Regions from separate parts of the Homo sapiens genome. Here region 2 is linked to region 1. The links are chromatin loops, found by intact Hi-C in ENCODE. Cell type or tissue: A673. All regions are shown on one strand. Links, peaks and the distances in the headings refer to the core of each region. The heading gives the core; the rest is flanking DNA.

The links. Peaks named below come from ENCODE experiments on the same cell type or tissue, not always from the same donor. Only the 100,000 strongest peaks of a DNase experiment are listed, where the experiment ranks them.
Region 2: it touches region 1 in a loop (2.3-fold over the local background); 2 of 110 quality-filtered maps call a loop at or near these places.

Annotation. Positions count from the first base shown.
Region 1 is chr3:137,097,675-137,113,693 of GRCh38, forward strand. No RefSeq gene overlaps it. Among named protein-coding and RNA genes, the nearest start is that of IL20RB-AS1, 120 kb to the left of the region's middle. In A673, for the core only: a CTCF peak has its summit at 7,794 (motif pointing right); a DNase peak (open chromatin) is centred at 7,797; H3K27me3 peaks cover 2,942 bases.
Region 2 is chr3:137,757,597-137,773,615 of GRCh38, forward strand. SOX14 (SRY-box transcription factor 14) reads left to right here and starts at 6,719. Exons shown (of 1, transcript NM_004189.4): 1 at 6,719-8,738. The coding sequence starts at 7,189. The coding sequence ends at 7,911. It overlaps LINC01210 (long intergenic non-protein coding RNA 1210), which reads left to right and starts at 14,315. Exons shown (of 5, transcript NR_109987.1): 1 at 14,315-14,534. RefSeq lists promoters at 5,814-7,145, 6,468-7,145, enhancers at 5,943-6,748, 6,749-7,554, 8,605-9,301, 9,579-10,126, 10,127-10,673 and 1 more and a cis regulatory region at 6,603-6,609. In A673, for the core only: no CTCF peak of the experiment used is centred there; no DNase peak of the experiment used is centred there; H3K4me3 peaks cover 657 bases; H3K27me3 peaks cover 8,000 bases.

The DNA of each region.
Region 1 (16,019 bases), core at 2,839-10,838:
GTATTCCAATAGTGAGGTTTGAAACAGGAAGAGAAAACACCTCTGTGCATTTCAAGAGTCGGTAGCAAGGGTGAAGGAAGGGCTGGGAAAACAGTCAGGGGAAGGCAAGGTTATGGAAAGAGTTGTAACTGCAGGAAACCACTAGCATCCCAGGGCTAAGAAGTAAAAGGAGAAACTGAGTGATTGAGAAGCAGGAGGCTGCTGAGGCTCCTGCTCTGGAGTGGATTTCAGGCTTAGCTACTCAGAGCCATTGATGGAGGGCTGCTGAAACTAGAGGAGGGGTAGGGAGAGAGAGAAAGAGATAGAATGAACAATGGCTTCTGCCTTCTTCCTGCTCTTTAGTTTCCCCCAGCGCCTCCCATTGGCTGAACCTGACTGGAATTTAGCTGGGAAGGGAGTGTGGGATTGTAGTTTCCAGGTGTCCAGTGCGCTGTGATACAGAGTAGAACGCAGATGGTGCACACAGGCCTGAGAGCCAACAGGTGAATAACCAGCCAGAGCACCCAGAAAAAACACGGTCATCACGTGAGGCAGCCTGTATGTGGGAGGAAAAAAAAATCACTGTTGAAAGTAGGGACTAGTTAAAGTTTAGGTTTGTAACAGTACTGTCCATTTAAATTGGAATTATTGGTTAACACTTACCCTGTATGATATAGTTTATGACTTAGCAAATGGAAAGGGAGTCTATTGTCATTGCCTAAGTCAGGAGTTGAAACTAGCAGCCCTTGGGATGGGTCAAGAGCATAGCCCTATTTTGAAAAGCCTACACATTTTTAAAAAGTTTGAATTGTTTGTCAAATGTGAAAATCATATTTCACATAAAAATTAAAAATTTCAGCTTCTCTTGAAATATTAGAATATTTGGAATGTTAAAATCTCATTCTAACATGGCAACAACCAGCTGGAAGAAGTAGAGTGGCAGCCCTAGATAGCATATATTCTTCATACATGTCTTCCTCACATTGTGCGGTCTCAGTGGGCATTTTCATTTGCCACCACTGGCCTTAACATATCTTTACATTTTTATTTGTAAATTTATAAAGTTTTAGTTTATAAGTTTATAAAAAATGTGAGAAAAGAGGTTTGTCTATGCCTGAGGTAATTTATTACTTTTTGTGTACCATATTGAGAAGGAATATTGATGATGAGGTTGATAATGATGATGATGAAGAAACTACTAATCACCAGGTGGCAATATCCAGATGTGAATACTGATCATCTGGGAAGATATTAAAAATCTTCTCTAGCCCTGCAAGCCTAGCCTTTTAATGTGACCCAAACGTCACATTAGTGCGGCATTTGTTTGTTTCTAAAAAATTGGGGTCTAATGTTAAACTCCCTCTGGATACTTAATGCCTAAGTCCCTTCACATCACATCCTTATAGGGAAGAGAGGGATCACAGATACCTATAATCCTCTTTTCTGTTTCCTCAGTAAGCAAGTAACTATAGAAACACACTTAAGCAAACAGCTTGGTGACCATCCTGAACTCTGAGAAACTTCAAAAATTAACTTGCTGCTGGACAGAAACTTTGATTAGGAGCTCTTCAAAGATGTTTTCCTTCACATCAGCTTAAAATTATTACCTGGTTTTGCTACTAAGGTTTTAAGAACTGTTTAAGCATAGTTCTACAAAGAACAAGGATTTTTATCCAGTTGACACTAGGTCAGTATCTTGTCTTTATATTTGCATGTGAGCCTTATAAAGGAACGGAAAAATGTATTTGTTGTATCATTTATGTAAAAATGGGGACCAAAGCTGGAAATTTCAAAGCTGTGTGATTTACTAAGACTAGTAAGGGAGATGGACAGTTAAAGGAAGTCTTTGACTTAGGTAGTGGACTCCAGGGACTGTTTCCTCCCCTCTTCCCACTTGCCAGCATTCCTGTTGCAGTGATGAAAGTCTTGGAAGTTTCAGTCCCTGCTGGGAATTCCAAGTGGACTAAGAGAAAGGGGCTTCCAGATAATCAGCTTTCCTAAATGTCTTCCCTCCCATTATCTGGAAAAGAAATAGTGGAAGAGATGCAGCAGCATTTTATTAGAATCTATTTTATTAGGTAAAATATAAAACATTTGTTTATTATAAGTCAGTAAGAACAGTAAGTCTGTTTTTATGAACACAGACATTTGAAATCAATTTCCGGTTGACCGCTGTGGCTTTATAACCTCAAAATCCAGTTCATGTCTGAATTTTGTTTTGGCTGCAAATATTGAGAAAGTTCCAGTCCACATGAAGAAGTTGCAAATGGATAAAAGATTTTAAACAGCTGTTTTTGCAACTTAGGATATGTTTTAATAAAATAGAAGTGGGAGGAGATTATTCAGAATTTTGCACACAAATAAGTAAACATTGTAGCATGAGTCTGTGTTGGTGCCACCCAAATGTGTTAAAATTAGAAGTATTTAAAAGTTAAATTTGGCCAAAAAGCATATGAAAAAATGCTTAACATCATTAATCATTAGGGAAATTAAATCAAAACCACAATGAGACACCATCTCACACCAGTCAGAAGGACTATTATTAAAAAGTCAAAAAATAGCAGATGCTAGTGAGGCTGTGGAGAAAAGGGAAGACTTATACACTGTTGGTGGGAATGTAAATTAGTTTGGCCACTGTGGAAAGCAGTTTGGAGATTTCTCAAAGAACCAAAAACAGAACTATCATTTGATCCAACAATCCCATTACTGGGTATATACCCGAAGGAATATAAGTTGTTCTACCACAAAGACACATACACATGTTTGTTCATTGCAGCACTTTTCACAATAGCAAAGACACAGAATTAACCTAGATGCCCTAGGTGGATTGGATAAAGAAAATGTGGTATATATATACACCATGGAATACTATGCAGCCATGAAAAATAACAAAATTGTGTCCTTTGCAGCAACATGGATGTAGGAGGAGGCTATTGTCCTAAGTGAATTAACACAGGAACAGAAAACCAAATACTGCCTGTTCTCAATTATAAGTGGGAGCTAAACACTGAGTACACATCAACACAAAGAACTGCAGCTTACTTGAGAGGGTGGGGGTGGGAGAGGGTGAGGATCAGGAAACCACCTATCATGTACTATACTCACTGCTTGGGTGATGAGAAACCACCTATTGAATACTACACTCACTACCTGGGTACACACCTACCCCTAGTGACATGCAACTTACCCATGTAAAAAATGTACATGTGTACCCACCGAACCTAAAATAAAAGTTGGAAGAAAAAAAGTTAAACTTTTGGGTGGGTGCAATGGCTCATGCCTGTAATCCCAGCACTTTGGGAGGCCGAGGCGGGCAGATCACATGAGGCCAGGAGTTCCAGACCAGCCTGGCCAACATGGTGAAACCCTGTCTCTACTAAAAATACAAAAATTAGCCAGGCGTGGTGGCAGTCACCTGTAATCCCAGCTACTTGGGAGGCTGAGGCAGGAGAATCACTTGAGCCCTGCAGGGGGAGGTTGCAGTGACCTGAGATCATGCTACTACACTTTAGCCTGGGCGACAGAGTGAGACTTTGTCTCAAAAAAAAAAATTAAGCTTTTAAAAATTAATTTTTAACTATAGTAATATCTACACATAGTTAAAACATTAGATAGTACAAAAAGCTTATAATAAAATGTAGTAGTTCCTTTCCCCAGCATTCCCCACCCATGATTCTATCCCACTAAATACAACTACTTTCAACCACTGTAGCTGTTTATTTTCTTTCTTTTTCTTTTATAAAAGTGAAAACAAGTTTATTAGGAAGGTAAAGGAATAAAAGAATGTCTTCTCCACAGGCAGAGCAGCCTGTAGCTGTTTCTTTCAGTGTTTACCTCCATGTCTCAAATCTTATTCTGTACTTTCTTGACTTACCTGTTGTGAACATTATCTATTAAATTTTCTTCGTGGTAGTCGAGGATTGTGCTCTCTCTCTCCCCACTCTCTCTTCTCTCCTACATTATCCTCAGCCCCCATTTTCCCATTAGTGAAGCTTTGGTTAAACCATAGTCAGTGTTTACATGAAAATGGTGATGTAAATATCATTGTCTTACTGCCAGCCAGATAATCTACCATGATCATTTCTGTTACAACTTCCATTTTTCCTTGAGTTGATAATTGCTTTATTTTTTTCTCATTTGTTTGGTTTACTATATGACTATTACGGGCTAAATTGTGTCGCCACAAATTTCAGATGTTGAATCTCTAATCCCTAGTACCCCAGAATGTGACTATATTTGAAGACAAGAACTTTAAAGAGGTGATAAAGTTAAAATGAGGCTGTTGGGGTGGGCCCTAATCCAATGTGACTAGTGTCCTTATAAGAAGAGGAAAAGGCACCAGGGATGTGTGTGCACAGAGAAAGACCATATGAGGACATAGTGAGAAAGCAACCATCTGCAAGCCGAGGAGCGAGGCCTCTGAAAAAACCAAACCCACCAATTCCTTCATCTTGGACTACTAGCATCTAGAATTGTCAGAAAATAAATTTCTGTTGTTTCTGCTTGCAGTCTGTGGTGTTATGGAAGCTCAAGCAGAAGAGCTGACTGTTTTTTTCCAAATGGTCCAACGAGCTTATTCATAATTTTTCCAAACTCTCCAAAGCAATTCCAAACATTCTGTCAGTTCCACCCCTCCTTCCCTCATCTCCCACAAGCCTTCTTTCAGGGATGCCACAAGCTAATATGGAACCTTGGCTCATATGGGGTATAACGGAGGGCTTGGGCACTCAGCCCTCCATGAGAACACCTAGCTTGGTGAGCCATGCACGGGCTGGGCTTCAGTCCCTGCTGATGTGAGTGGTGTGTCTGTAGGCAGAACATAATCCAGACTTAGTGCCCTGCCCGCTGTCCTCCTGCTGTGTTCTCTCTACCTCTTCTCTAATCCCTCTCCGTCATCCCCAACCTTCCCTTTACCACATTTGGTTCGCCTGTTTCCTGGTTCTTACGTTATTCTCTTTTTTTGTTTTATTCCCTCCTTTTGCTGAAGCAAAACTTCCAGTGATTTTCTAAAACCAATACACAGGAAGTCAATTGTTTGAGTCCTTAAATGTCTGAAAATGTTTTTATTGTATCCTTACACTTGATTATCAGTTTGGTCAAGTATAAATAATTGGGATTGAAAATGATTTTTCCTCAGAACTTTGAAGTTATTGGTCTACCATATTCTGGCGCCCAGTGATGAAAGCTCCAGAACCTTTCTGATGATCTGAATAATAGTATTGATATAAATGAGGAGTATCTTGGGAACCAAAAGGAAACCCATTTAAATATAGTAATTTGCAATTGTATATGCAAGATTATACAAGAGTACATGTAATGTTACATTATGAAATAATACATGCAAAAGAGCTTAGGAAACTCTGAAGTGTTAGACATGAAAAAAAAAAATTTTAGCCACAATTTTGACCTCAGTTGTATGTACGTTTGATAATATGGAAGATACCACCGCCCTCCCCCTACCCCAGCTTATGTATAATTCAGTTGACTTTTATTTTAGGTTGGATCCAAGTTTAGTTCTAAACAATCATTTAAGAAAACAATCAGTTAAAGAAATATAGAGAAAAGGCCTTCTTTGTGTGATATGGAAGGAGGCCTCAAACTGAGATAGGCCATAAAATTATCGTTGGGGAAAATGTGCACTTCTGTCGTTACAAGCACATTGCACAATCTAAAATTCATTCAACAAATGTTTACTGGGCAGTGCGCTGTGCCAGGCCCTGTGCTGGGTGGGGGGCAGAGAGGACTGAGCCACTTGGACCTGGCCTCCACTCTCCTGGTGTCCATTTTGAGGGGAGGAGACGGACATGAACAAATTAGAATGTGTGAAGCAGTTAATTACACTAAAGTAAGATGAGTTTTGTAACAGAAGGAATGCAACGGGCAATGGGAGCCCCTGGAGGGTGGGATCCTAACCTGGGGAGTCATGTGAGCCAGGCCTCTGGGGGAGGTGAGGTTTAGGCTGAGAGTAGAGAATGGGAGAGGTACTCAGCACTTTGGGAGGTGGGAGGATCGCTTGAGTCCAGGAGTTCCAGACCAGCCAGGGCAACACAGTGAGACCTCCTCTCTCTCTCTCACACACACACACACGCACACGCACACACACATGAAGGGGTGGAATGAGCCATGAGCCACGTGAAGTGGCCAGAAGGGAGGAGAGCTCCAGATAGAGAGAATAGTGTCTCCTAGGTATAGGGGAAAAGTGCCGTTTTAAGAACTTAAAGAATTTCTGTGTGGCTGTACCATGTGGGGAGACAGGTGGTGAGACAAAGCTGGAGAGTTTGGCAGGGGCTCAACAGCGGAGAGGTTTGGTCTTCATCCAAATAGCAACCAGAAGCCATTGCAAGGTTTTGGAAAGGGGAGTGACACGATCAGATTTGCTTTTTACAAAGAATGCTTTGCGTGGGTGGGAGAAAGGATGGAGGCTCTAGTCACCCAGGAGAGAGACAAGGTGGTCTGAGTATGTGTTGGAGGTTGAGAAAAAAGCAGGAAGATTCTGGGAGACAGAACTAAGGTGCCATTTTGTTCTCCTGGAAGAGAGAACAAGTTCTGTCAGAGGCTGAGAGCTATGGCTGGTAGGGGAAGGTAGAACAGGGATGGTGCGACAGTGACCAGGCACAGAGTGTCTCCAGAGTCACACAGTTCCTGCGGGTCAAGGCCTATAGGCATATCCACCCAGGAAAAAAAATCAGGAAACCCTGTGGCAAACGTCCGGGGTTGAGCAAGTTTCTGAAGGCAAGCAAAAGTGTGAGAGCAGAACATTGTGAAGACAGGCAGTTGGCAAAAGTCAGGTACTGGCCACCTAGACATGAGATGACCTTGAAGCTGATGCATGATTCTGGTCAGCAGGGTTTTCTGAGCACTCTGTGAGGGTAGGAGTATCCTGCAGAGTGGTGGCCTCCCAGAGAGGACAGGTACCCGCAGGTAAGTGAAGGCTCCCATCAGTTCTGCCAACTCTGCCTTCAGGATGCAGAAGTAGATCAGACATGGCTCCTCAGAGGTGACTCAGGCATGCCAACAGGACAAAAAAAGCAATACTCTCCAAGAAGGGGATATAATATGTTCCATTGTCCCAAAGTATTTGTTCACAGAATGCCTTTTCTATGGAGCATCTCATGGAATGTGAAGTGAGTTCTGTTGAACTCAGTTTGGCAAGTGTGCACTTGGTTAATTGCCATTATGGAAGTGTGTATGAATTATGGAGGACCACAAGATAAGGTACAGCCAAGCATACCCTGGGAGGTCAGGGAAGGCTTCCAGAAGTGATGGTATTTCAGCTGCTACTTGAAAGGCCTGACAAGGCAGCAACTGGGGGGAAGTTCAGAAAGAGGAGAAGACTCTTCGGAGGGTAGAGCTAGTACTATAGTAAACTCAGTGGGACTAGCACACTGCATATTACATAGGACTTCAATGTTTCACCATGACGAGAATCACCACTGTGGATAAAAGGGTTTTGGGCCCTTGCAGCAGGTGTGGTTCTGAAAGATAACTTCTGAGTAAGGACTGAAGGAGAAATATGGAAGGATGCAGATAGGATGAGTCCATGGGAACTGGATAACGGCTGGCAGCAAGGAATTCTCAAGTCCTTGCCGCAGTAGTGGGAGAAGGAACATCACCTAAGTTGGGCCTGTTTGGGTTTGAGGTTTGGTTTTTGATTGGTTGAATGAATGGTTTATTGGTATTCTGTAGAAACAGATTAACGTGAATTTGTTCACGGCTTTTCAGACTTGGAATAGCTAAGTTCCTCATTAGGGGATTTATTCTTCACTAAAATGCGGCCAGATGCTGTGCTATAATAATAAAGTGACCATAAGAGGGCGCCAAAGACAAAAGTATGTTGCTGTTTTCGGCAGAATAACTTCAACAGAACACTGAAAATAGGACATAAAAGGAAAGGCAGAGATCTGAAGGGGGCAAGGAAGAAAAAGAAGACAGGATGAACTCACCAGCAGAGGGTTACAGATTTGTTTATCGTCTTGGTAGCAAAGTATTAAAATTACAGAGCAAAACAAAATCTACCCACTTTTCAACTAGTCTGCTTTAGAAAGGGACTTAAGAAAATGTATTCTGAAGTACAGTTTGTGTTTTGCCTCCAGACCCTGAAAGCGTTTGTGGGTGAATAGTCCCCTTCCTCTTTCTCCAGGCTCTAAGTGAAGTGAAGATAATCCCTTCAGTTTTCACTCCTCGGAGTGCAGGTCAGAAAGGGCTAAAATAGGCAGGACATTTCTTCTGGCAGTCTCATCCTTGGTTGCTTCTAGGGGAAAGATGAAATTCGATTTCATTGTACTTAAAATGTCCGAGTCAACTTAAACAGAAATACTTGTTTTTTGTTTTCCAAATGAATGAAGCCAGTTTGGAGCTCCTCTGCTTTTCTTTCTGCAATGCTAATATATCCTTTTGTATACCCAATACCCATGACTTGAAAGAGCTTTAATAGAGTCACATGATTTTGAGACTTCTTCACATTGTTTAGAAATACTCATTTGAATGGTAGAAAATTAAATCTTTTTGCCCCTTCCTTTCCTATATTTTATATTTACAAACAGCTAAAACGCTAAGCTTCTTTAAAATAAATGAATTTCAAAGAATTCTGTGATCCATAATAGACTATTTGGAATTATTATTAAATAACAGAAATTTATCTTGAATTTTGTTTAAACCCAGGAGCATAAAGTAAGAATTGTTCTTTTAAGGAAACAGAGCTCTTTCTATGTGGTGCAAAATCTCCCAGTGACAGCTGAAGAATTCAGCTTATAAATAATCATCCATAGGAAAGTGCAAAGGGCCCCTAAAACCTTGGGGTGGCCAGTCTTCCCTGGACACTTAAAAAACTCAAAATAGATTCACCAGAAAGTATAAAATCATCTCTCAGAATAGGAGCTTGTCTGCCTCACTAATCATACATACTGTATATATTATATATTTTTCTTTTCTTTTTTATTTCTTTTTGGTGAGAGTATTTTTTAAAAAGTTGTGTGGCCGTGATACAGGTAATTGCTTAAGCTTAAAAAAAAACTACACTGAACAACAAATCTCTGATAGTGTTTAACACTGAAAGCTGTTACCATGGAATTGAGGAAGCAGTTTTTATCCTAGAGAAGAGCTGGGCACAGAGACAATGAACAAGGTTAGGAATAAATGGGTATCTTGTGAATAGAGAAGTGCTAAAAGTGGGGACCTCGTGGGATCGGTGTTTTGTGCATCTGTAATAAATGACCAGAAAGAGATGAAGGACAATAAACTCTTCCGGTTTGTGGAGGATACCAAATGCACAGAATCCTAGCTGGGCTGAGAGTCCAACGTACTCAGAAGGGAGGAGAGAAGGCAGAATCAAGTAGAGAAAGAGAGAGAGAGAGAGAAAGAGAATGCGAGGGTGGGATATTGTGAATCAGGAGTTTATGCCAAGTTCAAAGTTACAGAAGAGTTGCAGTAGGATGTGATGATAGAGCCAGGGCTTGGCTGTGTGGACTGTGTAAAAATGTAACTCATCAGTTATCCGTTATTGCCAAATAGGGGATCTACTTAGCTTGGGTTCCAAAGGACTGAAGATTAACCCCTTACATGCTAAAAGTTTCGCATAAGCCTTTTAAAATGGATACTTTTAAATGAAAGGAAATGTTCTTCTGCCTTGATGTAAGAAACACAAGAGAACATTTTCTTTTTCACTAGGTTCACAGTTATAGGGATGTGTGTGTTACACATCTCTGAATGCCCTGCAGTGTTTGCATTTGGAAGGGGTGCAACAAATACCGGTGTCATTAGTGAATGTCAAATGGGTACCACTGTCTGTAGGAGGCAGGTAGAACGTGTCTAGAATCCTGTGCTAGGTTGTTAAAACTATTTCATCTCTCTCTGTCTCTCTCTCTGTCTCTCCGCCACCATTGTGTCTTCTCCTTTTTCTTCCCTCCCTCTCTTTCATGAAGTATATCAAACATACAGAAAAGAATTGAGAACAATTTAATGATTATTTCAGTGCCAGTATTAACGTAACATTTTTGTAACAATATTAACATTTTATATGCTTGTGTCAGAGTATTTTTTAAATATACAAAACATTAGATATCCAATTGAAGACTGTGGATTTCTCCAAATCCTTTTCTCTCCCTTCCTCCCTCCTTCCTTTCTCCTTTCCCAGAACTAATCACTTTCTCAAAGTTAGTGCATATTTTTTCTGTCTGATATATATTTACTACATTACATATGTTTGTTTCAATAAGCAATGTATAGCTTTTTTGAGGTATTTTAAAAACTTTACCTAAATGGTACACTGTATTAATATAATTCTGCAGATTGCTTTGGTCATTCGACATTATGATTTTGAGGGATAGATCAGTGATGTATTTAGATCCAATTTATTCATTTCAGTTGCTGCTTTGTATTTTGTTATTTAATTTAGTAAAATTAAATTATCTATTCACCTTTTGATGGACATTTAGATTGTTTACAGTTTTTCACTGCTAACAAGCAATGCTGTAATGGATGTTCTTGTATCACTCTTTGTGACTCCCTTAAGCATATGGCTGAGAATTTTCTACCTATACACTAGCCACTGGAAGTGTGGCCAGCCCAAACTGAGCTGTGCTGTAAGCATAAAATACATTGGATTTTGAAGACTTAGCATAAGACAAGAATACTAAAAAATCTCAATGATGTTATCATATTGACTATATGTTGAAATGCTGATACTTGGATATATTGGGTTAAACAAAATAAACTCTTAAAATTAATGGTTATCTGTTTAAAAAATTTATAGTGTGGTTACTAGAAAAATATAGAATGTGGCTTTCATTCGTGACTTACATATTGGACTGTGTTGCTATTAATATGTTTCTCTAGGATTTGGGTTTTAAGTATTCTTCTCCTTTTCTTTTCTATTCCTTCTTTTTGCTCTTAACGGCATTTGATTTTTAGAGCCATTGCTTACCTATGAAGGAGTTCCTTCCATTGCAAACCCACCAATCATGTCCCTCCTTCTGTAATCTTCACTCTTAGATTCTCCCTGGCTTTTTAATTTCTGCCTGTACAGGGTGGCTGCTAGGGACACTTGTGTGTTTTCAGATGCTCTGGATGGCTGAGGGTGTTTGATGCTTGACTAGCGGATAAGAGAGGTGTGACTTCATTATTTATGGAGTTTTGGGGTTATCACAGCATTCCATTATGCCTTCTCAAAATTATTGGTTTGAGATTCTGCTTAAGGACACAGATTTAGCTCTAAGCTATCACGCCCAAACTTATAGTATCTGTGAGTCAGCTTCTCTACCCAAGGAACTGAATAAATCTCTGAAATGCTAATCCATCTTTAAGGAGCCCAATAGTCAAGGTTTCAAGGGAAACGTTCCCCTCCCTTTCTCCCCCACGAACCCCTGCCATTATTCTCTCTAAGAAGGCAGGGATTTGAGACACTCTCAATCCTGCTTGAGACAGGGATTGGGTATGCACCATTCTCGCTGCTATCACAGCAGCCTAAAAGATGGCAGCTAAGCCAAGCTGGAAGAAGCTTCTGTTCCCTATAGTGGTGGCTCCCCCATGTGTGACACGGCTCTGCTCTCTCGGCATCACCATTTCCAATGAGAAAATAAATTGCTTCTGTGCAGTCGCATGCAAAGCAGAGAGCCCTTTTAGCTGGCTGGAGCTGGGAGGTTGATAGAGAGCAGGAATTCTATGCACCAATTGTTAGTGGGTAGAGCTAGGGATGATTTTTCATTGTCTGCTGAACTCCAAGCATACCCTCTTGGAGTGGGTCTCAAATTTGAAAACAAATCTTCACAGTGACTTTTCCAACCTGCTTGGCTTTAGAAGGATGGAGCTGTTGCCCAAATTTTTCAAAATCCCACCAAGTTGAGTGACACCACTTCTATTTGGGCAGAAATATTTCTACTTGTCATGTAACACTCCTATCTTCAACCAAAGCTTTGTTTACACAAGCAGAGGGATTGTGCTGCTGTTAAAACGTGGGCTTTGTGGTTAGGCAGAGCTGGATTTTAACTGGAGCTCTACCACTTTTATCAGCCCTGTCGGCTTGGACAAGGTATGACCACCACAAGGCTCATTTTATGCACCTGTGAAGTGGAGACAATGACAGTACTTACTTTATAGGTTACTGGAATTACTATTACCCTGATTACAACTATTATTATAATGTAAGCCAATTTGAAAAGATTCACCTGACTCAAGCAACTGGCTGCTTTGGGCTGGTTAGTACGCTTTAACCTGTTGTTTTCAAGCTAACTTTGAGAGGTTTGGTTCATAAACTTGTTAACTCAATTTTTCTGGAAGAGTGATTTTCAAATGGGTACGCTGTCTCCACCTTTAAGATATTGTTTCAGGATTTTGACACAACATGGCTCCCCCAAAAATCTCATTTAATTTTACATTATGGTTTGAATTTAGAAAATTCTATAGAAATAAAACATTTTTATTCCACCATTCTAACTGTGGGCTAGAAATTGTGACAAACTCTTCTTGGCTGCTAGGGCTATGTGGAATACAGATTCTAAAAGTGATCTTGGCTGGGTGTGGTGGCTCATGCCCATAATCACAGCACTTTGGGAGGCCAAGGCAGAAGGAACCCAGGAGTTTTGAGACCAGCCTGGGCAACATAGGGAGACTCCATCTCTGCAAAAAATAAAAAATTAGCCGAGCTTGGTGGTGCACACCTGTAGTCCCAGCTATTCAGGAGGCTGAGGTGGGAGGATAGTTTGAGCCCGGGAATTCGAGGCAGTGAGCCATGATCATGCCACTGCACTCCAGCCTGGGTGACACAGCGAGACCCAGTCACAAAAAATAATAAAAAAAAGAAGTGCTCTTCAAGGTGGAGAGAGATGTGTATGTGTGAGATTTTCGTGATGAAGAAAAAAATCACTAAAACCACCTTAGAGCTGATTTCTCCTTTTCACTTGAACTCCTGCAATTCTGTTACCTGCCACTAGATGTGTGTGAGCTCCATTAAGCACTGCAGCTGTTAGGACTCAGAGATATCAGCATAATACATCTATTCCCAGCTAATCCGGTTTTTCCACTTGTTCTATAAAATATAATTTAATTTTATCTATTGATTGTGTTTATAAGAAATACCATCTGAGGCAAGATGGAGGAAAAGAGAGTTAGTGAGTGGGGTTAGGCCATGCATCCTCAAAGGTCAGAATTTACTCCAGGGGGGATGAAAATTGGTTCTTGGGAGGCAAAATCTAACTCCTCTTATGGATAGAGTGGAGATACTCAGACATTACCTAAATGGATATATGGTATATCTTTTGTTTTAAAATCAAATGGGGTAGAAGTTAGGGAAAAATGCCTAAAACTGCTCCTTAGGCAGGTGATAAATAGATAAAGCCTGAGAAATCCAGCTTAGGCTTCTGTGGTGGTTCATCTGGTTTTTGAAGATGTGATGGACTGCTGAGGCCCAGATGGTCACTGGGCTTTTCTCAGGGCTCAGAGTCTCCAGATGTGCTCAACTCCCCGACTAGGCTTTCTGCATGGAGGGGCTTGGAGTGAAAATCCTCCAGCAGCTTTTATACTCCTATAAATACATTACCTCAATGAGCTTGCTTGCAATAGCTGCCTTACTGCATTTTCTTTCTGATCTTCAACTTGGCCTTCAAAACCTATCCCTTTTGTATTTTCCCTGATATTGCTGTCTACTTCTAAAATAAGAGAGGGAGAGACTTCCACTGATGGGTGAACCTCTGTTTTGTTTTGCTCCCAACTGTATAACCCTTCACTTTCAGACAATAGGTGGGTGAGTGAGTTACTGTGTTAATCCACATTATAGGCTGCTCTTTCCACTCGTATAACCAATTCCATGCAGGACTTGGCTCCACAGGTAAAGGAGCCCGCTGCTGTCTCAGGGTGGAGGTGGGTGTCCTTCCCTCTCCACAGCCGGGCAGAAACAATCCTGCTTTACTTCCTTCCACTACAGGAGCTTATTTAGGCTTCTAATGTTTTTTTTTTTTTCTTTTATTTCTCTCTACAGTCGTGTGCCCCACAACGACATTTTGGTCAACAATGGACTGCATATACCATGTGGCCCCATAAGATTATAATAGAGCTGAAAAATTCCTGCTGCCTAGTGACATTGTCGCTGTTGTGATGATGTTGTAGCTATTGTAGTAGCACAATGCATTACTCACGTGTTTGTGGTGTTCCTGTTGTAAATAAGTCGACTATGCTGCCAGTTGTATAAACGTCTAGCACATGTAATTCTGTATAGTACACAATACTTGGTAATGATAATAAACGACTATGTTACTGGTTTATATATTTGTTGTACTATTTATCATTACTTTAGAGTGTATTCTTTTTACTTATTAAAAAAAGTTAACTGTAAAACAGCCTCAGGCAGGTCCTTCAGGAGGCATCCAGAAGAAGGCATTGTTATCATAGGAGATGACAGCTCCATGCATGTCATTGCCCCAGCAGACCGTCCAGTTCGGCAAGATGTGGCGGTGGGAGACAGTGGTATTGATGATCCTGACCCTGTATGGGCCTAGGCTAATGTGTGTGTTTGTGTCTTAGTTTTTAATAAACAGGTTTAAAAAAGTTATAAAAGATTTAAAAATAGAAAAAAGCTTATAGAATAAGATATAGAGAAAGAAAATATTTTTGTACAGCTGTACAATGTGTTTGTGTTTTAAGCTAAGTGTTTTTACAAAAGAGTAAAAGGTTTAGAAAAGTAACAAGTTTATAAAGCAAAAAAGTTACAGTAAGCTAAGGTTAATTTATTATTAAAGGAAGAAAAATGTTTTTAAGATGAACAGTGTAGCCTAAGTGTACATTGTTGATGAAGTCTATGGAAGTGTACAGTAATGTTGTAGGCCTCACATTCACTCACCATTCACTCACTGACTCACCTAGAGAAACTTCCAGTCCTGCAAGCTCCATTCATGGTAAATGCCCCATACAGTGTGGCATTAAAACTATTTTTTGTACTGGGCCTGTAATCCCAGCACTTTGGGAGGCCGAGGCAGGCAGATCACCTGAGGTCAGGAGTTCGAGATCAGCCTGGCAACATGGTGAAACCCTGTCTCTACTAAAAATACAAAAAAATTAGCCAGGCGTGCTGGCGGGCACCCGTGATCCCAGCTATTTGGGAGGCTGAAGCAGGAGAATCACTTGAACCTGGGAGGTGGAGGGTGGAGGTTGCAGTGAGCCGAGACCACACGACTGCACTCCAGCCTACGCAACAAGAACAAAACTGTCACACACACACACACAAAAATTCTTCGTACCATATTTTTGCTGTACCTTTTCTATGTTTAGATATGTTTCGATACACAAATACTCACCTTGTGTTCCAACTGCCCACAGTATTCAGTTCAGTAACATGCTGTTCAGGTTTGTGGCCTAGGAGCAATAGGCTGTACCTTAGTCCATTTCTCAGAATGTATCCCTGTCTGATGATGCATGACTGCATATGGTAGTGATGCCAGAAATCACACATGGCCCCAAATCTCCATTTCTTGGAGCAAAACATTTTCATATCCATGATTACCTCAATTTCTTTTTTTAAACTAGTAAGTTATGACCCATTGTCTCCAAATTTCAATGAAGTTTAGAAAACCCTCAATTATCAAATAAATAGAGACATTAATGATAAAAAAGTAGATAATGGAAGATTTTTTTTAGTTTCATATTGGGGCTATATAATGATTTTACATTCCCCTTGATGCTTTCTACTTTTTTTTTTTTTTTTTACAAGTTTTCTTTTTCTGTGCTTTGAACTTCCAAGGTAACACAGCCTCAGCTAAAATGTGCTGTTATGTCCGAGGTTGGCACACAACACATGGCAAAAGGGTCCTCCTAAAGTCAGATGTTTCTGGAACTAGGCCAGGAAAGGAGACTTTTGCAAGAGAAAGGCAGGATGTAATTCCAGTTGCTAGTTCCGTCGGATTCAGGTACAACCAATGGAGTTATTTAATACCACAATATAAACGGATGACTGGCTTGGAACTCATTTATTAATGTAGGAAAAGGTAACAACACCCCAGGGGAAAGACAGACCCCCAGAATCCTAGAAATGTCTGGGACTGGGGAGCCTCCATTGG
Region 2 (16,019 bases), core at 3,204-11,203, 660 kb after region 1:
TAAACAGTATTGTTTATGATAAAAGCTGACCAAGAATTCTTACATTAGAAGAATGGGGTTAGGGGAGCCCTAATGCATGAGAAACACCGGAATACAATAAAACTTGAGGCAGAGGCACACAATATTGACACTCTTTTGGCTTTTATTCATAGAAACAAAATGTGTCTTTCCTGATCTTATAACCACTGGGAATTTTTTTTTAATCTTAAGAAACCTCATTAGCAATAAGAAACCTCATATACAAATCCTATATTTCTCAGGCTGAGATATTCAAGATGCCTAAATGTGGACGCAGTTTCTCTGAAAAGGGTCGACTCAGAGGTTCAGGAGGGAAGTAGAACTCCACTTGGCAGGAAGTGGGAAAAGTAAGTCAGATGGGCAGTGGGCTGCTAATACCTATTGGGTATAGATGGATATATCCCTCCTTGTTTTATTCCTTGGCTTCCTAAGGGTACAGGAGACTGTAAGAGGAGTTCAAAGCATTTAGCAGGGTTTCCCTTGCTCTTTAAAGGATGGTCAGGCAGCTGATCCCAAGGCCAGTAAAAAACAATCAAACAAACAAACAAAAACCTGTCAATTTAAAAGTTTCTGTCCTATGGCTACAGGTGACATTCCTCCATAAGTAGAATGTCCAATAATCAATATTTCTTTGTATGTGATTGTTAAGATTATTGTGAAATAATTCTGGTGAGTCTTATTGTAATGATTTCTCAGTACATTTAGAATAAAACCCAAACCCCTTATGGAATTTACAAGACCCTGGATAATCTGGGCCCCACCAATCTCATCCACCTTTTCCTTATACTCTCCAGGGTCATGGCCAGGGTTCAGCCACACTGGCTCTTCAATTCCTTTGTGGCTTCAGCAGTTCTTCTCCAGGTAGTGGAGTTTCCTGCTCCTGCTGCCTGGAATGACCTCTACCCTGTGCCCTCTTCCTTCAGAAGGCTGGCTCTCCCCAGGTCCCTGACTGCCAATGCAAATCAGACCACCTTTCTTTGTCCACTCCATTTTCATCATCCTGATTTACTTCTTAGCACATACCACTATCGGAAGTTAACTGCTCATATTAAAAGACAAAATAATATTATCTGACCAATTATTGAGCAGTTTCTATATGTCCAGCACTATTCTAAGGATGTTTCTCATATTAAATCATTTTGTTCTGATAATAATTCTTTATATCTGTTTTACAGTTCAGGAAGTGAGGACACAGACAGGCTAAGCACCTTGCTTTAAGTGACACAACTACTTGGTGGTTGAGCCAGGAATCACCCCAGGAATTTGTTTCTTGTTTATTCTCTGTCCTCCCATTGGGCTGTAACAATCACTACTAGAGAAGGACTGTGGTAGGTCCTGTTTACTGCTGTGTCCCAGCACCTAGCACAATGCCTGGCACATAGTAGGTGTTCAATAAATAGCTGTTGAGATAATGAATGAGTAAGGAGATTTCAAAGCCTTATTCCTGCTCCCACCCCTTCCATTTTCTGGGAGATTAGCGTAGATGTTGTGCAAACTTCTATTAAATTTGTACTGAGGCCGGGCGCGGTGGCTCACGCCTGTAATCCCAGCACTTTGGGAGGCCGAGGCGGGCGGATCACGAGGTCAGGAGATCGAGACCATCCCGGCTAAAACGGTGAAACCCCGTCTCTACTAAAAATACAAAAAATTAGCCGGGCGTAGTGGCGGGCGCCTGTAGTCCCAGCTACTTGGGAGGCTGAGGCAGGAGAATGGCGTGAACCCGGGAGGCGGAGCTTGCAGTGAGCCGAGATCCCGCCACTGCACTCCAGCCTGGGCGACAGAGCGAGACTCCGTCTCAAAAAAAAAAAAAAAAAAAATTTGTACTGAGTTGGTGAGTCACATGAGCTCTGCTACAAACAGACTCAAACTACTCAAGTTAAGGCAGTTTGAAGCAAAAAAGTCTCCTTACCTGGGCGTGCTTGGGATGTTAAGACAGAAGTATCCTTCAGCCCAGCCCAGCACTGCTCTAACAGCTCCAGGATGCCAAACATGTACCCCTGGTTTTGCTCGGCTTCTCTTTGTTTCTTGGTGTAAGCGGTGCCCTCCTGTGCCATCTTGTCTGCAAGAGACAAGTGGGATTTTACAAAATTTCAAGATGCCGGCATGGGCTGGGCTGGGTTGGGTTCTGGAGGGAAAACCCCGGAGAAATTACCAAGAAATGTCTTAATAAGACCAGAGCTCTGGATCCTCTGGGCACTCTCTAGAGGCGGGATATATACAGTCTCTGAATTTTAAAATAGAAAACAGTGGGCAGCGGGGAACGGAGTAGAGGGAATCAGAGGTGCCAAACATTAAAGATATTTTGGGTAATAAAAATTAAAAGTTCATGTATCGCAAGGACAAAAAACCAAACGCCGCATGTTCTCATAGGTGGGAACTGAACAATGAGAACACTTCGACACAGGAAGGGGAACATCACACACCAGGGCCTGTCGTGGGGTGGGGGGAGGGGGGAGGGATAGCATTAGGCGATATACCTAATGTAAATGACGAGTTAATGGGTGCAGCACACCAACATGGCACATGTGTACATATGTAACAAACCTGCACGTTGTGCACAGGTACCCTAGAACTTAGAGTATAATAAAAAAATTAAAAGTTTATGATTTAAACAAAGATTCTTATTTCCTGGGATCATTTTGTCACCTCAGTGCTTGCTTCTGGGTTATGGACACTTGGGGGGGTGGGCCGGATTAACTGTCTTGTCTCTAAACACCTGGGTGCGCTGGCGCTCACTCTCAGCTGCGAGCTGAAGCCCACGCTGCTCTCAGGCTTCCCGCAACAGGCACCTGCGACTTCGCTCACCAAAATCTTCCAGTGGCCACAGTGAGCGGGCAGGACTGGTGCCAGCAAGCCCCAAGCATCCCAGGCCCTCTGGACGCAGGTGACTCTTCTGGCCTCTTTGGAAAGCCATTGGAGCTCGAGAGGCATAGCCAGCTGCCTCCTTTCCGTCCATCCCCAACCGCGTTCTCTAAGCCACGTTCTGTGCGCCTTACTCCCAGCACTCAGCCATTCCCCAGCCCCAGAGGCCTTGGAGTAGTGACCTCTGCCCACCAGAGAGGAGGGGGCCGGAGGGTGGGGCGGAGCCTTGTGGCAAGGCAGGTGGGTGCAGGCCTCTGGGGCCCCAGACTGCCGCGTCTGGCTCTACCAGGCTGTGTCTCGGGCCCCGTGCCTGCAGCTGCAAGGCGGGGAAAGACCTATCGGGAAGATCCACCTCGGCCTGGGCAGAAGGAAACTTTACTGAGAGTCTTCTCTGAGTTTGGAATTATGCGGAAATTGAACCCAAGATGAATAACACGCAGCCACAGCCCCAGAGAAGCTCGAAGTCTAGTGGGCTGCACCGACTGCGACAGGGACCCAAAAGAGGCTGGGGAACAGGGATTGAAATGGAAGTGTGAGAGTGAGAGCATAGAAGGGGTCCTAGCCCAGCCCAGGAAACAGAAAAGTCTCCCCATAGACAGTGAGAGGCTTGTACTGATACCTGAGGTACGCGCAGGAGCTGCGTGAAAGGAGAGGCCCAGAGCCAGAAAAGAGGAAGGCGCATCCTGGACGCTCTGCGCCCTGGAGGGAGACGAAAGGCCCGGAGAGAAGCAGATTAGGTCGGTGCCCTTAGAGGCCTCTTCCTTCACTTCCGGGAAACAGCGGCGGTTCCCTGACAAAATCCCTGTTGCTCGGGGGTTCGGACGCCTTGCTAAGGCTGGCACGCAGCGGACCTTGAGTAGCTGCGCTGTGTACTGAACGTGTGCACAGCTTCTCCAGGCAAATGTGCAAGCGGAAAGACCTCATCCAAGCGTTATCTCCAGCCCTGGAGGAGAATGAACTGGTAGCCTGGGGCCAAACTTCAGGCCGTGGACAAAGCAGGAGGAGTATTTAGGCAACCTCTGTCCTAATGCTTGTTCTGGTTGTGACCGAAGTTGCTGACTCTCCTCAGGGGTCACGTCTCCAGGACGTGCTACCCGGTGGTTTAGACCCGTCAGGGAGGCACAGCGTGAAGGGACAGCGCAGCGCAGTAGAGGCACCTGCTGGAGACAGCACCAGGCCAGACCCCAGGATCACGGGAACTCCTGCTCCCGCCACAGCTCTAAAGAGTGTTGAATAAACCGGTGGTCACCGGTACTGCGTAAGGGGTGTGCGTGGCTTTGCAGTTCGCCTAGGAGACAAGCTGATGCACGGCCTGGAAGGTGCAGCCCTCATCCCTGCGTTCCCTCCCCGCGCGGAGTTCCTGTCTCAAGGCCAAGACGCGCAGCGCTGATGCTGGCCCCTTCCTAGGTCAGTGCAGCTGGACCAGGCAATCGGGGTCTCCGAAACGTCGGGGGGTCAGCTGGCGCCCTGCCCACCATCGAACGCCCTTCGTATCACTCCGCTCCTCATTGCGAATTGGACTGCGCATTGGCTGCGACCCAAGGCTGAACACAAGAAGCTTGGAGAGGAGCTCGGGCGTTTGAGGAGAAGGAAATATGAGGAATTGCAGGAAGGCGCTCGCCTGCCCGAACTGCCTCCGGGCAACTGGAAAGGATTGTCCTGGAAACTGAGAGGAGAGAAAGGACGTAGGACCTTGTGCCAGATCCCCTTGCTGAGTAATTTCCAAGAGCTTGGTTTGCATTAACCCAGAACTTTGGGTGTGCGTTTGGTGTCCCCTGGGGGGTTCTAGAGTGAGAGATTGGCGGGTCCCCTCCGAACGCTGGATCTCGCTGCAGATATCAGTATTTCTCTCATTCCTTCCCAAAGCCGTCGGGATCGCCCAGTAGAATTAGAATTGGGTGATTCCTGAATCTCCTATCCCTGGCTGGCTCTGAATATAGCGCACCGCTGGTCAGACCTGAGTAGGGGTTGCCAGCGACGCTCGGAAACCCTTTCCAGACTGGGCTGAAAAGTGCGTTTGCTTCCTGAGACCCTAAGCTAAATGAAACTTCCTGCAGAGAAAGCAGGGTTACAGGGCTGGATGGAGGCTCTGGAGAAAGGCCAGAGCTGGGGTTGGGAAGGAATGTAAAGGCTGTGCACCTGTTTGCCAGCCCTCGGAGGTGGAGCCCATGGCTAAGCAAATCAAGCGCAGGATCAGTCTTTCCAGCGTGGTTTATCTGCATGGCAGGTGTCGATTGCCCCAATAGTCTCATCAGGTGTTCCACATTGGGCTGCAGAGCCATGAAATCCCTAGGCGTGACGTCTAGTGGAATGGGGGTGAAAATAGGGATTTTCAAATCCTATACATCAAGCATCACTCCCAGAGTCACTTTTGACAAATCACCTAGTTTTTCTCAACCTTAGTTTCCTAATCTGTAAAATGGGGATATTGCCCACCTCTCTGAAAAGTGCGCCAAGGGTGAGAAGTTCCACGCGTCTTTCTAATTTTAGGAAGGGGAAGCAAAGTCTTCTCCTCAAACTTGATACACTACATGCTAGAGAAAGATCCTCCCTTCCGGCCTCCTCATTCCCTGTCACCCTCCCCCACTCCTAGCCCCTCGGAGCCAACGGAGCCTTGCGCGTTTCTGGCCGGTCCTCCCAAGAGAGAATGGTGCAAAAGCCAATAAGCCTGGAACACACGCAGGTCCCGCCGGGCCTGGGACAATGGTTTCCATTTAATAAATATTTCCCCCAAGGGCATTTCACATCGGGCAGGCAATTATTCAAAGGAAACAGGCGCGCAGGTTGGCTCTGCGGGTTATTTCGTCCTCTTTACCCGAAGAATGCTCATTTGACGCAAGAAACGAGTCTCGCAGCCTCCCTGGGTGGGAAGAGGCGCCCAGGGACAAACCGACCCTGGTTGCGATACACCGTGAGACTCCGCTGTAGGGCCGCTGCAGAAGGGGCACCGGGAAGAGCCCCATACCCAGCCTCTAGGCTCTTCTTACGGTATGAACATTTGTGGAGTAAAAGTTGGAGGTTTAAAGACACTAAATAATAATAACATAAATGGGAACTGCAATAGAAATCTCAGCCCCATCCCTGCCCCAAAAGTGAAGAACAGGTCGTAGTGCTTTTAAGGGCTCACCAACTAGGGTTCGAAATCTCTGCATTGCCTGACGCGAGGCCTTCCAGGAGCAGGTCAGACAACATTGCTCAGCCACCCAGGGTCCCAGCGCTACGCCCGGGCGCCGCATCCTGGGGCAGGGGTGGATGCCTAGTTGCAGGGGCTTCCCGGGAGAACACTGCCAAAGCACCGCCGAGGGTGGGGCGCGAAAAGTTTATTTCGCTTTTACCCTGAGCCTGCTATATGTTATTTTTCTCTTCCAAGGATATTTGACAAGAGGGCAAAGTGCTGTCCTTGCATTTCGCGGCAAAGCTGTCCTATTTATCAACACAAGCTCTCGCCTCGCTCCCTTTGCTGTCCCTTCCCCGGCCTTTGTATTTCAAGCCCTAATTCTCTTTCACAACCGGGAAAGGAAACAGGAGACGCGGAAGAGTTTTATTTGTTGACAGTGCCCGAGACAATGTGGAACCGAAGTCCCCAGTCTAGAGCTAGCCTCTCTGCTCTAGCCCTCTCTCTGCCTCTGTCCCTCACACCTCTCCCCGCCCCCACCAGTCGCGCTCTCTGTTTCTTGCACCGGCGTGTTGGCAGGTGCGCCCCCTCGGCTTCTCTGCTGCTGATTGGCGCCCAGGTTGGGGAGTCGCCGCCCCGCGCTTATGTCAGAGTGCGTGCAGTCCCGGCCCACCTCGCCTTTGAACTTCGCCGCTTTTGGCTCTCGTTCACCAGCCTCCCCGCATTCTCAGCCAGGTGCAGCGCTAGGCGCGGCAGCTCCGGGAAAGCCACGGGAAGGGGGAGCCACGACTGGAAACGCAAGAGGAGAGAAGGGAACTAGAGAAGGCAAAGGTGGAGAGGGGGAGAAGGAGGAGCTTCTTGCCCTGGCTAAAAAATTACCTGGCCACTTAATCCCGGAGACTCCGATACTTGGGTCCCAGCCCCTGGTGCCTGAAGCCCCCCGGCCGATCGCCCTCTCCTCCCCCGCCCTTTCTGCCCCCACTCGCTCCCCCGGGGCTGCCTGGGCGCTGGGACTGGCATGATCAGCTGAACTTTGTGGGGTCAGCGCTTCTCTCTGGCTTCCCCTCAGCGGCGCCAAGGCGAGGGGAGCGCAGAACCCCGGCTCAGGACGGACAGACAGACGGCCAGCCGCGCCCAGGCTCGTCTGCAGAACCCTTGCACTCCCTACCCCCACCCACCTAGCCGCCGGGACCATGTCCAAACCTTCAGACCACATCAAGCGGCCCATGAACGCCTTCATGGTATGGTCCCGGGGCCAGCGGCGCAAGATGGCCCAGGAAAACCCCAAGATGCACAACTCGGAGATCAGCAAACGCCTAGGTGCCGAATGGAAGCTTCTGTCCGAGGCAGAGAAGCGGCCATACATCGATGAAGCCAAGCGGCTACGCGCCCAGCACATGAAGGAGCACCCTGACTACAAGTACCGACCTCGGCGCAAGCCCAAGAACCTGCTCAAGAAGGACAGGTATGTCTTCCCCTTGCCCTACCTGGGCGACACGGACCCGCTCAAGGCGGCTGGCCTGCCCGTGGGGGCCTCCGACGGCCTCCTGAGCGCGCCCGAGAAAGCCCGGGCCTTCTTGCCGCCGGCCTCGGCGCCCTACTCCCTGCTGGACCCCGCGCAGTTTAGCTCGAGCGCCATCCAGAAGATGGGCGAAGTGCCCCACACCTTGGCTACCGGCGCTCTGCCCTACGCGTCCACCCTGGGCTACCAGAACGGCGCCTTCGGCAGCCTCAGCTGCCCCAGCCAGCACACGCACACGCACCCGTCCCCCACCAACCCTGGCTACGTGGTGCCCTGTAACTGTACCGCCTGGTCTGCCTCCACCCTGCAGCCCCCCGTCGCCTACATCCTCTTCCCAGGCATGACCAAGACTGGCATAGACCCTTATTCGTCAGCCCACGCTACGGCCATGTAACCCCCAGCCCGGCCCGGACCTGAGGCGTGGTCTGAAAGCCGGGTCTGCACCCTGTCCTCTGAGCCTAGCCCCGGCCTGCAGACGCCTCCGGGGTCAGCCCTGCCGCTGTCCCTTACACCACCCAGACTTTTCCTCTCTCTTCCAGGGGGAAGGGTGGGGCGTCCTCCCGGACCCAAGGCGCAGACAGGTACCGGAAACTTGCAAACGTTATGTCAGCTACACAGCTGCCCCTATCCCGACTCTCCCAAAACAAATCTCCGACTGTACCCCCTTTGGACAAAAAAGTAGGCAGTTTTGCTTTATTTATATCCCCTTCACTCTCCTCGGATAGGCTTTGGACTCTGAACTCCCAGATTCTGATATTATATCTACAATATGCATATATTTTTTCCTTTTGTCCCCTGAAGAAAAGAGTTAGCTGTGTCTCTGTGTTTTGCCATCAGACACAACTAGGAGCCATTTGCTCTTCATGTATGGGGGGGAAAGGCTTCAAAGTTTTAAATTACAGAAAGGGAAACATTTCTATTTAAAACCATGCTATGATAGTGTTTGCTTCTTTAAAGGGAAAACAAAAAGGACCTACATGGTTATTTACTTTGTGTAAAGCAGTGCTTCTAGAGATCTAAGTTTACTTTTAGACAGAATGTCGGGTTATGAAGTCAGGAAGTAGAAGGTGAACAAAAAATTAAAAGAACAAAAACAACCTAAATGGTCATAAATGTTTTGACGATGTCTTGGAAATGTACCTAGAAGGATTTTACCTCGTTGCTCTGTTCATTTGTTGAACAAAGACGTTTTGAATAAAGACAATCTGTCATTGTAAAAAAGTAACCTTTGATGTGCCTAAAATCTGAAGTCAGGAGCCAGGTTGGAGGGACTGGAAAGTCGGGTGCGGGGAGGCTGAAAGTGCATAGAGCGACTTTAAGCAGTGATGGCTGGTGGCTGCCCCCCGTTGGCCCAGCTTGGTGGTCTGCGGGTTGGGTGTAGAAGGGCCTAGAGCTTCGGATCCGTCCGGAATGCGCCCTGGAGATTGCTTTTTGCCTTTAGAGGCTAGACAAAGGTATCGTTCCCTGGGACTTCACTCTCTCCTCCCATTCTTCCCAAAAGGGTCAGGCCACTTCAAGGAATGAATGAACTAAGTCAAAGGCCGACCCAGACCGCTGAGATCTGGGTGAGTTTACTTTTTAAAAAACCAAACGCTGAAGGAGCAGGGAGAAGCACCGAGTCTCCTGGGAACCAGTTGCGCGCTGAACACCCCGTCCTGCATTGGATGTTTAAGTTCAAAGCATGGGAGAAGACTGGGGGAATCAGGTATTCTGCCTTTTTAGGTGTTTGGAAAGGCTGCTGCCCACTCTTCTGGGGATTTGGTGCTTGATACTGGTTCCTAAGTTAAAAAATAAAACTCTAAGAAATGCAGAAAAATGTGCCATAGGTCCCTGCCCCAGAATGTCGAACACTTTTTGCTGAGACCCTGCAGGAGCAAAGGGAAAAGGAAGGCGACATTGTCATGGCTCAGGCAAGGAGTTTTTAAAAATCGTAAAAAATCAAATAAAAGCACAGCCCATGACGTTAAACAAGGAAAAGAGTCCTTTTCTTTCCCCTCCGGGTGAATGTTTTCTTGAAGATTATTGTCTTTCCTGAGAAAGGACCCTCCGATGTTATCCAGCAAAACTCTTTGGAATTTGTTCTCAAAATCGAAGGGTGCTTTCCACCCTTGGTCTTGGAGTCTCACCCCAAAAGCCGCGCTCACGCGTGGTTTTCCTTAATTTGCGTGCTTTTCCCACTGGCTTTGATATGCTGTGGGGTGGGAGGTGGGGCAGCCTAGAGGTTTGTGGGCTTTCTGCTGCTGTTGAGAGATTTGTACGCTTGCCTCCGCTGTTTCCAAAGGAGTCGGTGGCTCGAAGTGCACGGGAAACGTTGTCAACAGACACCAAAGCCGAAACCCGCGGATTAGCATATTGTCCTCAAAACAATTAGAAGTGTTTGAGGTGTTATTTGGAGCCTATTCATCCGAGCCCCTTTGTCAAAGGGGGATTTTCATTATTAAAAAAAAAAAAAAGTTAGCAGTTGTCCATCTGGCTAAGCTGAATAGCAAAGTGATCCATGTTGTATATGCTTTTCTCATTAAGAGCTCTTTTGAGACCGATGTTAGAATTAAATGGTATAACACAATTAACATACACGGGCGCTGAATAGGAGAGGACGCCTATAAATAATAGATAGATAAATAAATGAGCGATCAGGCGAAGGTAAACAAAGGCGGGCTGAGGGAGGTGTAGGGGGAGTCCGGGCTGGCTGCGCCACGCTTACTTAGCATTACAAAACCCTTTTACAAATCGAGACAATTAGGAAGTGACTTGCCTCTGGTGGCCGTCCGGTCTGGGGGCCTGGGCGCTTAGGGAAGGCCCCTCCTCCCGCCCCCTAGGAAGCCCAGGAGGCCTGGGACGGAGACGCCACGGTTTTCCTGTCTGATATAACCCCAACTGACAGTCCTGTCAGCCGCTCTGATAGCTCCCATAGCTCAGTGTCCCTTAATATCTCCTAAGATGAAGCTTACAGGGCTCTGGGTATCTCCTCGCAGATCCCAGCGCAGGAGCGCCCTGGGCACACAGAGCCCCCCAGCTGGAGAAAGAACCTGGCGCCCACGACCCCACCTGAAGCAAACCTGAAGGGTTAGGCTGGAAAGGGGCACGTGGCGAGTGCGAGGGCAAAGTGCGAGGGGCAAAGGCCTCGGACGGTGGCTGAAGCTGGAAAACCGAAACCAGGGTTCCGGGTTGCGCTTGGTCTTAGGCTCAGATGGGGAATTAGGAAACTAGGGTGCGCTGTAGAAGAGAGGCGCTCAGGGGGCTGCGGCCTCACTCAGAGGTGGCTGAGACCTCTTTCCAGCCTGCAAAGAGCCGGGGGCCCAGTTCGGGTCCTGAGACCTAAAGTCAAAGACTTGGCTCGGGCGGTTTTTGGCCATCACACTTCGTTTCCTTCCTTCTCAGACTGGCCTTCCCCAGCCATCTGCCCTCCTTAGACCTGGTCCCAACCTCTGCCCCCACCCCCATCCCCGCAAGAGCCTGCCTCAGCTTTGCCTCCGTCGCCCCGAGGGCTGCGGAGCGTCCGCCGAGGTGCGCGGCCGCGACTCGCCCTAACAAACAGCCAAAATCCTGCTCGTCACGCCGCTGACAGGGGCCGATTACTGACTTTGAAGTCAGGCGCAGACAAAAAGAAATCCCCTGGGGGGTGTGGGGGGGCAGCAGTCCCTGTCAAACCTGTTTGCTCACAACTGTCTCTTTCTTTCAAGAAAATCATTAAAGCAAACCTGTAGGGAGAGGAGCGCCCCGCCCGCCCGGAGTGGAGAAGAGCCGCTTCTCCCGAGCGCGCGTCGCGCAGCAAAGAGCAGCCAAGAGTTGCCCTGGACAGACTCCTGGCATCCGGAGAACCTGAACTCCGGCGCTGCAAGGGGCGCCCGTGGCCCTGCAGGAGGAGGTTCTGCAGATCCCTCTGCGTTAGGCACGCGTCCGGTAGCCAGGGAGCCCCAGACTTCTCTCGCTTAGCAACCTGGGCCTCCTTCGAGCGGGGTTGGCAGGGAGGGCCCGGACCTCTCGCCTGAGGCTCCCATTGCTTCCCCGGGACCCTTCTCCCCGCCAAAAGTGACCCAAATACATGCCGCGTTCAGCGCCGTCGCTCCTCTGCTGGGTGTTCCCTAGGACAGCAGAGACCTGAACAGCATGCTGCTGGGGTGGCAGCCATCTGCGCCGGCGCGGCAGGAGCAGAGTTGTTTGGGTTTTACCTAGGTTTGCTTTCTTAAACCTTGGCTGCCATCTGGCTCAGGGGTACACTGGCTACATCTTCAGAGAGATGTGGAATTCTTGACCCCTTTCCGCCTCTGGCCTCCCTCATTCCGAGAACTCCGTCAGCCTTTCATGCACTTCTCGGTTTTGGATCTGACTCCAAAAATCTTTGATTCCCTTCCAGTTTCCGAGTTTTTCTATTTAAATATTAATTTCCTTAGGCCCGATGACTTTAAAGACGGAAAAGACCAGCTACTTTGAGTAAATTACGCTGAGGTGTGAGTGACTGACATCTGAGACCCCCTGAACGTTTGCATTTTGGAACTGGAGCGAGCTAACCTGTAGGAATCTCCGGTGAACCAAAGCGGGATGATGTTTCCGTCTGAGTAGGGCCAAGGTACTTTCAATACAGCTCACCATTTAGGGAAGTGTGTCCCGCCGGTCAGCTTCTCTTGAGAGATCCGAGACTGCCAGGGCCCGGAAAACTTGGCGAGCTGTGGTGCCAGCACTCTTGTTTCCTTCATCTCCTCCCCAGCTCAGGCCTTGTTACCATTGTTCAAGTGGACAGCGAATTTCAAACCATTTGAATTTGAATATCACCTAATTCACAAGATTTGTGTAAAGAATTCTCATCTATTTGCTGAGTGGATTGTGTGTGAGTGTGAGAGGAAGAGGCACAGGGACAGAAGGGGTCCGTTAGATTTGGAGGCAGGAGAGCTTCCCGCCTCCACCGAGGTGCGTGCTCTCCTGGCCTCTGTCCTGCCCTGCCCTGCCCTGCCTCCTAGGCTCTAGTGGACCTAGCAGTGGGAGAGCTACTTGGGCTGGTTTCTTTCCTGACGCTGCAGGGATGGGCATCGGCCTGGAACCAGAAGCGCAGGAGCTGGGCCACGGCAGAGTAATTAAGAAAATAATGAAATTGATGGCGGATGGGGGCGCTAGAAATCCTGGGGCGTCTACTTAAAACCAGAGATTCGCGGTCGGCCCCACGGAATCCCGGCTCTGTGTGCGCCCAGGTTCCGGGGCTTGGGCGTTGCCGGTTCTCACACTAGGAAGGAGCCTGAAGTCAGAAAAGATGGGGCCTCGTTACTCACTTTCTAGCCCAGCCCCTGGCCCTGGGTCCCGCAGAGCCGTCATCGCAGGCTCCTGCCCAGCCTCTGGGGTCGGGTGAGCAAGGTGTTCTCTTCGGAAGCGGGAAGGGCTGCGGGTCGGGGACGTCCCTTGGCTGCCACCCCTGATTCTGCATCCTTTTCGCTCGAATCCCTGCGCTAGGCATCCTCCCCGATCCCCCAAAAGCCCAAGCACTGGGTCTGGGTTGAGGAAGGGAACGGGTGCCCAGGCCGGACAGAGGCTGAAAGGAGGCCTCAAGGTTCCTCTTTGCTACAAAGTGGAGAAGTTGCTCTACTCTGGAGGGCAGTGGCCTTTTCCAAACTTTTCCACTTAGGTCCGTAAGAAAAGCAATTCATACACGATCAGCGCTTTCGGTGCGAGGATGGAAAGAAACTTCAGAAAAACTCTCGCCAGACAACCCGGCAGCACTTGGCCCCGGAACAGAGAGGAGAGAAAGACCTGACCGCCGCACTCAGGGCCACCCGCCGCACTAAGTTTGAGGGTTCCCTCTGCCTCCAGGCCTCTGTCGCCCGAGCTCAGGCTCTCCTAGGTGCTTCAGGGCCGGGCTGCACTCGAGCCCCGAGGAGGCCCTGCTAGCGCTAGCGCGGCGGTGATAACCGAGGGAGGTGGGTGAGAGGTGCGGCTGTCGAGGCAAACGCAGAGCACCCGCCCAGTCCTCCAAGGGCCGAGAGCCGGGAGTCCCGAACGCCGCTTAAGCAGCTCCTTGCTTCCCGCAGCCCGTCCACATCCCTGCGGGATTTCTGGACGCCCCGCCCGGGGACCTAGGGAGGAGGGAGAGAGGAGGGAGGGAGTGGGCAGCCTGGGCGCACGCCACCGGTCCCCGTACGCCCGGCACCCCCCGTGGCGCGGCGAGTCAATGGGATTTGCACACTCGAGGTGTAACAGCATTACTGCATTAATTACCATTTCCATTTCACGTCCAGATTGTTTACTTATCTGCGGGAAACATATGTCGGGAGAAGTTCACATTCCGGATTCTGCTCCGCTGCCCAAGGTGCAATTCCGGGGAGGCGGCGAGGGGGGAGGGGAGGGCTTCAGATTTTTTATTACACCCTCTAGCCTTATCTGCCGCTGTAAATTATGAGGATCCTCCATTGAGCGGCATATGGAGATTATATACTTTTTTGAATATCGTTTCCCAAAGCCTGCAGATTTTCACTTTGAAATGAAACAATCCTCCGCTGGTTCCCCCGGGGACAGGCGTCTCCTGCGTTCCCCCGCGCGGCCTGGGGGACCCTTCTCGCAGAGCAGGCGCGCACCCCAATGCCGTGGCCGGCGCCCAGTGGAGACTTCTTTCACAGGGTCTAGAATAATCTTCCGCGGAACACCCATCCATATGCAGTGTTTGAGAACTAAGGCAGCTCCCTTGCTCTGTTTTCCTGCGCCTAGCCCCCGGACTTTTGTGCCGTTTGCAGCTCTTTTTCATTTCGAATACCCGCATAGACGCGAGCCCACTTCTGCCCTCTTCCTACGCTGGGCGGCTCCAAACCCGCCGCGAGGGCTGAGGTGTTCACACCTGCCCACGGCAGCCTGCCTCGCCCTCAAGCGCCTCAAAGCTTCCTAAGCGCTTACATTGGTCTTGGGACAGCCGACTTTGGCTTCTTTGTTTGTTTGAGGGACCGCGGAAGTGGCGGGGAATGTGCCCCCGCTTGAGACCGCTTATTGTGAGCCCTCAACGGAAATCCTGCACGGAAGGCAACCGCCTCCCCGCTCGCGGTAAGCAGGATCCACCCGAGTAGCGGGGACCGAATCCCATCTTTCTTATCTCTCGAAGACTCCTTTCAGGCTGAGATCAGAGAGGGAGGGAAAAAGAAGAGAGAATCATTGTTCTTCTTTTTTTAATTTAATATACCAAGCCACCAGCTCAGGTCATTTATATGCTTAATTTAGTGATAAAAGTCAATAAGCGGAATCACAGGGTTCTTCCCTCTTTCTATTTCTTTTGACCACATTTTTCTACAGTAATTGGGAAAACCGTAAAATATATACACCCGCTTTCCGCCTTCAATGCTTTGTCTGCAATGCGATTATAATAAGTGTATTTTATTAATGTAATTTGTTTGCTTTTTTGAAGGATGCAAGGGAAAATGTGCCTTTTAGGAGATTTTTTTCCATCTTATCTGGGTTCAGTTTGCAGAATTACACATACTCTGTGTGTACACACTCACCCTCAAAAGCCAAACTCAGAAATTTCCTTGAAATGCCCGTTTTTATGATTCAGAAATATCCCGTGGGAAACCTATTGTGATGTTATACCAGGAACAATTAAATGGACCAAAGCAATGCAATTAAGGCAGAGAAGAAATAAGATGGAAAATGGGGAGAAATAAACAGATTCTTTTCCATTAAGTATTGTTTTGAGATTTCTAATTTTTTCAGGACCTCTAAGAAAATTGTGAGGTGTCACTTCTCTCTTCTGGGTCTATCTGTAATTGAATCTAGGTCACTATTCTAAGGCAAGAAAAGTCTGCTTTCCACTTTCCTACATCAGGCTGAAATTTGGGGGAGGGACAAGGGTCTTGCAATTTCATTTAAAATGTAATGGTGGATGAACTGATAAGCAAATACGGAAAAAAGAGTCTGCTTAAAAGAAAAAAAAGGCATGGTTTTAATATGCTACAGATGGGGGGAAAATGATTTACATGAGAGTTTATTTCCTCTTTGCTGATATGAAAGAATTACAGATACAAAACCCACTGATCTATAGAATAAAAAAAGAAAAGAAATGTTATTTTCCTGTAAAGGTGTCAGTTCATTTATATTCATTTAACCATCCATCCATCAATTCACTTTCTCACTCCTTGCACATTCTCTCTGGCTCTGTTAAACCTTCCCCTACCAATACACTTTGCTAGAATATGCAATGAAGTTTTCTTTTAAAAAATAGTGTGAGATTGAGATGAAGTAGGTAAAGATAAGTAAAGAGAGAAGGTTTTGTTGTTGTTGTTAAATAATTACCCCCTCATAATTCAGCATTATGATTTATGATTTTAGAACAAAATTTTACCCATATTCACATCTCATTACTACTGCAGTTTGAGTACATACAACATGCCAGTGGTTAAGAATATATGCAGAAGATATGCAATTATTTTTTCATAAGATATGCATGCAATACAAAGAAATTTATTAGTTATAAACCTTCCTGTAACTTAAAAAATGTAGTAAAAGATGAGTCAGATGTTGGGTCAATAATTCATT